2 separate regions of the Homo sapiens genome follow, and region 1 is linked to region 2. A link is a contact called in ENCODE Hi-C or POLR2A ChIA-PET data. All regions are on one chromosome and are shown on one strand. The core of a region is the stretch at or near the end of the contact, and the rest is flanking DNA. Distances in the headings are between cores, read along the strand shown. Region 1 overlaps BACH2 (BACH transcriptional regulator 2). Region 2 overlaps BACH2 (BACH transcriptional regulator 2).

Evidence for each region. Hi-C counts contacts between places; a loop is a spot of excess contacts on that map. ChIA-PET counts read pairs that join two places held with the same protein, here RNA polymerase II (POLR2A). Pooled maps may share reads with other maps.
Region 1: a map of MCF 10A shows a loop between it and region 2 (4-fold over the local background). The contact joins two enhancer-like sites. A Hi-C loop is called at or near these places in 6 of 168 maps with a recorded cell type or tissue (Calu3, MCF 10A, cardiac septum and 3 more) and 7 of 50 pooled maps. POLR2A ChIA-PET finds 5 or more read pairs at or near these places in 7 of 52 experiments (A549, AG04449, AG04450 and 4 more).

Annotation. Positions count from the first base shown.
Region 1 is chr6:90,193,048-90,197,050 of GRCh38, forward strand. The region is part of intron 4 of BACH2 (BACH transcriptional regulator 2); the gene reads right to left. Among named protein-coding and RNA genes, the nearest start is that of BACH2, 100 kb to the right of the region's middle. RefSeq lists a silencer at 1,583-1,877. Within about 2 kb of position 1,405, at least 3 of the 41 ENCODE cell types and tissues checked have a DNase peak (open chromatin) inside an H3K27ac peak, as active enhancers do.
Region 2 is chr6:89,969,598-89,973,560 of GRCh38, forward strand. All of the region lies in intron 6 of BACH2 (BACH transcriptional regulator 2), which reads right to left. Among named protein-coding and RNA genes, the nearest start is that of GJA10, 77 kb to the left of the region's middle. Within about 2 kb of position 1,579, at least 6 of the 41 ENCODE cell types and tissues checked have a DNase peak (open chromatin) inside an H3K27ac peak, as active enhancers do.

The DNA.
Region 1 (4,003 bases), core at 155-2,654, 220 kb after region 2:
AGGCCACTTCACCTCCAGGTGCAGCCACGTGACTAGTGCTCAACAAAGGAATATGAGAAAAGATGGTGCTTTACTTCAAGGCGACTGTGATTAAGAAGTGAGGTGCAGACAATTGCAAGATGGTGTTACAGGATGAATTATGTCCCCTCAAAATTCACATGGTGAAGTCCTAACCCCCAGTACCTCAGAAAGTGACCTTATTTGAAAATAGGACCATTACAGATGTAATTAGTTAAAATGAGGTCATACTGGAAGAGAGTGTGCCCCTAATCCAATATGACTGGTGTCCTTATAAAAAGGGAAAATTTGGATACACACAGGAAAAGAGGGAAGATGATGTGAAGAGACTCGGGAAAAGGTGACCTTCTACAAGCCAAGGAGCAAGGCCTGGAAGAGATCCTTGCCTCACAGTCCGCAGAAGAAACCAACCCTGCTGACACCTTGATCTTCGACTCCTAGTCTGCAGAACTGTGTGACCACACATTTCTGTTGTTTAAGCCACCCAGTCTGTGGTACTCTGTTACAGCAGCCTGAGCAGACAAAATAGATGGTGAGGCCAGAAGACGGAAGGCACCTGAGTTCAGGATTCCTGAATCACCTCTCAATAAAAGCACTTCACTGATCAGAAATACTTCCACTGGGCTGAGAGCTGAGCAAGAAAGGAAACTAGTTGTGTCAAACCATTCAATTTTGAGGGCTTATCTGTTATACCAGCTGTCATTACCTACTATAGGACCTAATTAATTTAAGTGGCAAGTAATTTTAAATTATTTTACATGAAAACAAACATGGACCTATCACATATCACAGGGAACAATCCATGTAAAATTTTAGGATTAAAAACACTTCAAAGAAAATTTGAATTTACAGGAAGATATTTTGGGGTAAATTCTCTCAAATCCTCCATAGGGTATAAATTTACTCTCTTCTGCCAATAGAAGTAGAATTTCCTCAAGAATATTAAACAAGTCACAATGTCAAAGTTGCTGGAACTTCAACTACGCCACATAATCCACTTAATTTTTTTTTTTTGAAATTAAGTGGAGCATTTCTATCAAGTAGCCCAAGTATGTAAAATTTTACTTGGGTACTAAAGATGAGAACACTGTGAAATGAGTTATCAGCCTTTTCCAAAGTTCTCAATATTTTTATAATCAATCTGAAAAGAAGTCACTAGGTACAGAATACCTTCTGTTTGAATATGGACAAAAAATGTACCCTCTTTTATGACAGGGTAACTGATACAGAATAAATACTGGATACCATTTTCCATTTTTGATTTTTTTTTTCTGACATGAAGAAAAAATGAAATGATAACTATCTTCGGTAAGACTTAGAGTTATAGTTCAAAATACCTCAAAAGCCGAGCTGGCAGCTGGCTTCTCATGTTTATAGAAAAGCTAGGATGATTCAGCCTGAGCTCAGAGCTCAATTTAGATCATAGCATCTGGATTCAAAACACATGTGAGATGTGGCAGCCGATTTTCAGGTCATGACTGATCCAAGACAGAGATTGCAGACCACTCACCAGCATTATTCCAAATGGAGAAAGTGCCTGAGAGAAACAGAAGTCTCAAAGGTATTTGGAAGCCCACTCCAAACTGTTAGGGAACAGGTAACATCAGCATTTTCTGCATCCAGCAGCTTTAAGCAGGTGCCGCAGAAGCCAAGGGCCTGAGGATGACACTGAACAGCTTTGTCATGACATTCAGCCTTGCCATGGTCAGAAAACATCCCTCACCCATGACTTCTTTCCTGAACTGGCTATTGTTCAGATTAAACTATGGGAATCTGGTAATAAATTGGAAAACCTCTGACAGCACACACTTCCTGCTAAGATCTGTGTTTAACTTTGCTTTGTTTCGAAGAGAAAAACTGTAGTAAAGAAAAAGGAAAAATAAATGTAAATGCCCTTTTTCTTGATGAGAAGAAATCATAGTCACAGTAATTCTAATATAAACTACACAATGAAATCTAAAAGAAGAGGGGAAAATCCCCAGCTCAGTTTCAATCTCTATTGGAATTCACCTTGTGCCTTCCTTGATTTTCCTTGGATATGACATGTCCAGATGTGGGTGATTCTGCAGCTATGGATTTTATGTGCAATAAAAAAATGCTTCTCCTGCTGCTTTTCCTCACCTCCCCCCTCCCCCATCTCTTTTCCTCTCTCTCCTCCTTGTCTCTTTGTTGTGAATGTCAGGGCTGTCAGTGTCACAGTCTGACATGATTAGCGTTTCTGACATTACACCAAGAAGCAGACAGAGAGCAAGGAGAGCGAGCAGAGGGGAAGGCAGTTATGAGTAGCCATTTAAAGAAGTCCAAGGAAAAAACAAGCACAACCACCTTTCTCTGAGGTTCCTTGATTACAGGGCAGTTTATAAATCACCTTGGATTTTTCTCATTTATCCTATTAGTCTGTTTTCCTGTTCCTCTGGAGATCCCTAAGGTGTGGATCTAGTCTGTGAGATCAAAGCCAGCGGCTCTAATAACAGATAAGACAGAATTCGTGATTCAGCGGATTCTAAGGTTGTGAAGTGTAACAATCAGCGCACTTTGGGAAGATAGCGCCAGTCCATTTCGAGTATTGATTCGCTGCACTTTGTCACTCTAATGATGTTATCTCATTAAAAGAGATAAATGCCCCACTGTTCTTCTAAGAGCATCTGCTTCTTACTCTTCTCTCTTTTTCAACAGCATGGCTCTCAGCAGCAGCACATTAAAATCAAATTGAAATCCAATGCAAGGCTTGGCTACAGAGCAGCTAAGGTATCTTTTTAATTGCTTTTTCCTACTCTCAACCCCCTTCCAGCTCCTCCACTACAGTCCTTCAAAGAAACAAGCAACATAAAGAGAAAGAGATGTAGAAAGTAATCATAATAGAAAGCATTTGCTGAGTGTCTGTTACATAGGGACTCCACTGTGTCAACATTTAACTTATTCCTACCTTGTTAGATAGGTAGAACAATCCTCAGTTTGCAAATAAAGAAACGGAGTTTTGACTTTAGGTAACTTGCCCAAGATCATGAAGGTAGCGAGAGAATGAGCCACAATTTGAACAAGGGTCCATTCAATGCAAGTACTTTTTTTTTTTTTAATCTCCATTTCATTCATGGAACAAATAAGAAAATATGATTGCAACTTGATTAGAATAGGTGAAAAAATGTAAAAGAAGGTAGCAATTATTCTTCAGCCTGCTAATAGCCAAGAACACAATGCCATAGGTTTTGTTTCAACAGATTTCTTATTAAATAAAAAAGGTAGCAATTTTTCATAATGAATGTTTTATACATTATTCCTTTGTGTATCAGGCCTCTAAAGTACACATTATTAAAGTCTATTAAAGTCTGTATTTAGCAGCATTACTAATGTGCCTTTGGGGAAATTATTACAATGAAACAGCATCAGTCTTTCACAAAATTTCAATTGTTTAATATTCCTTTTCTTATCTTCAATACACGTGTCTATTTTTAGCTATAATCAGACCTCATCCCAAATGCCGTAATCCCAGCCTAGAGCTGTCACAGCAAATTGTTTATGGGTTGGATTTAAGAAATAACAAGAAACACAGACATTGTTAATTTCACCCAACACTTTTTTTTTCATGATTGGTTGCAGTTTTCCTACAGTTCTCATTAACAGGTGCTCCTTGATCACTATGACACGCGATGATACTTTATCTCTCTGGTTAGGGTTGGTTATCTTAATTAATTGCTTATATTTATATTTAACTGAAACTAGCCTCAAGATGCCACTTTATTAAAGTTTGAGAGTGGTAAGAAATTACAAAACTATTCCATTAAAAAAAATAGAAAAGAAAACCAAATAAACCAGAAGAACATATAAACTATGATTAGTCAAATCAAATCTCTGCATTTAAAAGTAAACATCATTTACTAGATGTCTACTGGACTAGAAATATGTGTCTTCTGAACAGTAACTGAGGAGTTTCTGCAAATTATTCTGCAAATTGTAAATAGGCATCTCTACCTTTTTATTACATTAA
Region 2 (3,963 bases), core at 329-2,828:
CCTTGGCAGCCTCATGCTTTCTAGGAAAGGCTCTGCCATATGCACCTGGGATTAACACCCTTCTCTACCTGAGAAACCAGTGCCCTCCACCCCACCTAAATGAAACTTCAAATGGGGCTCATAAAAGGGAATGACATGACAGGAAGAGAAACGATCTGTTGGGAAGAGGCTGACAGTGCTCGGAAAACCATGGAGCAAAACAGATGGAAGAGGACACATATACCAGTCCTGCTGGAACTGCAGGATGGTGAGAAAAGACTGCAAGCTGGCTTGGAAATGAAGGCTGGGTGAGTTGAGTGAGCAAAACTGGTTCATCCTTAACCTGCTAAGTTAGAGTAAGAGAATTTTAGATGGTGGGGGTTGGGGGATGACTGTCTTTTAGATCAGCTTGGAAAAAATAAAAATCCTCTTCTACACTAAAGTAGGAAAGACCACAGAGTTAGCAAAGAAGGCATTTCAGAAAGTCAAATGGGGAAAAAAGAAGAATGTTAGATAAATAGGTGAAATTATAAAGTGTCTAAAAGCAACTCCAACAGGAGAAAGAAGGTGGGCAGGGTCAGAGTTCGGAGGATGTGAAGGGCAACAGAGGCCCTGTGAAGTACAGGCCACCCTCGTGAGGAGTAAGGACAGTGCTGTCCTGCCACCTCAAGGTAGGGCCTGGCAGTGCCCTGTTCCCAGTTCTGTGCCCCGAAGTGAAGCGCCGCCGACAGGCTTTGATGATCTTTCCACCTCCTGACTCTTGGCGGGCAGAGCATACAGTCACAGACCAGATATTAGAACACTTTATCTAGCATATGGAAGGAACAGAATGTCAAAGGGGTTTATTACTGTACCTGACCAGATAATCAGGTAATTAGCACTATTAACAGAACAGATTGGACACATTTATACATGCATTTGTATATCTCCGGGGAGGCATAGCTTCAAAAAAACATAATATCAGGTGTTTTTTATTATAATGTTTGTGTGTATGTGTGTTTTTCTAAAGAACATTTTATTTCTCAGAAAGGATACCAGGCATGTTTCTTTTCTGCACCTGTACGGCCCTTTTTCACTTAGTCAAGCTGGACTGCAAACAATGAAGAAGGAAATTTGTTTCTGGCCCCCCCCAGATCTTACAACAAGCACTGCCGAGCTGGCTGGCTTCTTTGTTCATATGCCCAGGCCCCCACCTGGGTGGTGCGCAATTCTAGGAATATGCTCTGGCTGAAAGACAGAAAAGACCAGGAGAGGGAGCACAAGAACACAAGATATTTCTATATCTGGGTCGCAGGGAAAGTCACAGAAAGAGAGCAAGGCAAAGAGAAGCAAATGCCTCAAAAAATATATGCGGGATCTTAACGGTGTATTTTTTAGGTGCAATAAAAAGGGAATTTGGAACTTATGGTTTGTTCATCACATAGAATACATTTTTAGCAAATTATATTTAATGCAGAATAAAGGCTATTTTATTTATTAGTTTGTCCTGAATGATATCATTACTTTATGAACTGCCAAATCTGTCAGCAATTATTAACACTCCACAGCTAGCTGCCTTCCCCTAGGTGTTTCAGTTCACCTTTGCCACACAGTAACATGGGAACAACTGCGTCAGACGACAAGCATGCAGCCCCAGGCACAGATCAGTGAGTTTCAGTGACACTACAGCACTTAGCTGGATTAAGTTTATAGGCTGAGAACAAGGTAATGACACCAGGCATTCTCCTCCACAGGAATTCACAATATGGGATGTCACTGGTGGGCACCTTTTCAATATAAGATACAAATCACCTTATCCCTTTAACGAATGCATACTGACCACTTTGCATGGTTCTATTGTGTCTTAGGTGCTGGGGGCATAAAACAATGAATATGAAGGAAACGGTACTTGGTCTGAGAGGTTCTAGGCTATTGGGACAGAGACAAGTCAACAGGTAATCACAACACAGCCATGATAAGAACTGTCAGTACGGTTCTTACTTACAGGGTGTGTAAGTCCATTTTCATGCTGCTGATAAAGACATACCTGAGACTGGGTAATTTATAAAGAAAAAGAGGTTTAATGGACTCACAGTTCCACATGGCTGGGGAGGCCTCAGTCATGGTGGAAGATGAAGGAAGAGCAAAGGGACATCTTACATGGCCGCTGGCAAAGACAGAATGAGAGCCAAGCGAACAGGGAAACTCCTTATAAAACCATCAGATCTCATGAGACTTATTCACTACCAGGAGAACAGTATGGGGGAAACCGCCCCCGTGATTCAGTTTATCTCCCACCGGGTCCCTCCCACAACACATGGGAATTATGGGAGCTAAAATTCAAGATGAGATGTGGGTGGGGACACAGCCAAACCATGTCACAGGGGAAGTACAGCTGCTGGCGGAAGGGCATCTAACTGAGGAGGTGACAAATGAGCTGCAGCCTGAGGGAGGATTAGTTAGGTTTTGGGTGGGAGCTGGTGTTCCAGATGGAAGAAATGAAATGTGCAAAGACCTAAGAGAGAACATAGCATGCAGTGTGGTGTGGCAGGAGCAGCAGCTGGGGCAAGGGCACAGGTGAAACTGGAGAAGGGAGCAAGGGGACGGGCTGGGAAGGTCCTTCCGTGTCCGCCGCCGAGGCTGGCCCAGGGGCCTCACTGGAGTCTGTTGCGCAGGAGAGTATGAGGGAGACTCCTTTGGCTGCATTTGGGGAACAAGCCAGACGGGCGGCAAGCCAGTCACAGAAGTCCAGGCAAGCACCACTGTGGCCGGGATACAGGCAGTGGTGTTGGGAAGGGAAATATAGACAGATGAGAGAGGCCATTAGGAGGAAGAGTTGGCGAAGTCTGAGAGTATAGGCCAATTCAAGACTGAGAACGACTAAAAAAAGCATCATGTTGCTTCTAACTAACCAAAGCCACAACCTGGATACCCCATTGACGAAAACAAGGTATCTTTGGAAGCTATTTGGGACGCTTTACAGTGTGTAATAGGAATTATGTACAGGTTCCCAGGCAGACCCAAGGCAGTTTAGGTTTCAGAGTCATAAATTTTGGAGGAGGATAGGGCTCAGAATTCTGTAGCCTGGGGCTTTCTTTAAATGGACACCTTTGATGTCAGTCTGTTGTTTCAGTTTCTGCCTAATGTAGGATTTTTAAAAACAGCACACTTTCCCAGTAAGTCATTCTGATCTGGCAATGAGAAAGAGGTGAAAGTTCTCACAGGATGTAAAGGGTCTTTAAAAAAAACGACGGGCTGGGTGCAGTGGCTCAAGCCTGTAATCCCAGCACCTTGGCAGGGTGAGGTGGGCAGATCACGAGGTCAGGAGTTCGAGACCAGCCTGGCTAACATGGTGAAACCCGTCTCTACTAAAAATACAAAAAAATTAGCTGGGCATGGTGGCGGGCACCTGTAATCTCAGCTACTCGGGAGTCTGAGGCAGGAGAATCGCTTGAAACCGGAAGGCAGAGGTTGCAGTGAGCTGAGATTGTGCCACTGCACTCCAGCCTGGGCAACAAGAGCGAAATTCCATTTCAAAACAACAACAACAACAAAAACAAAGATGGCTGGGCGTGTTGGCTTGGGCCTGTAATCCCAACTACTCAGCAGGCTGAGGGAAGGGGATCGTTTGAGCCCAAGAGTTCAGGACCAGCCTGGGCAACACTGAGACCCCATCTCTAAAGAATGAAAATAAAAAAATAAGAAAATATAAAAAATAAAGGTGATTGGAAAATAGATGAGCTAGTATAATGTGAGATGATGCTGCATACAGCCATGGTCAGAAACGGGGAAAAGGCAGGGGAAAGTTGACTTTCCTCCCAGGACCTGTTTGTTGATTTCCATGATAATTGTGGAGCAACCTACCAAACCTACCAGTTCTATGACCAGGGTCTCCACTTGGACCTTTAGAAGCTTCTTCAACACTTGAGTGGACTTCAAACTTCAAAGTGGACTTTGTGATTCCGACCCTCCTGCCTCCCTCTTTTAAGGACCCTTGTAATCATT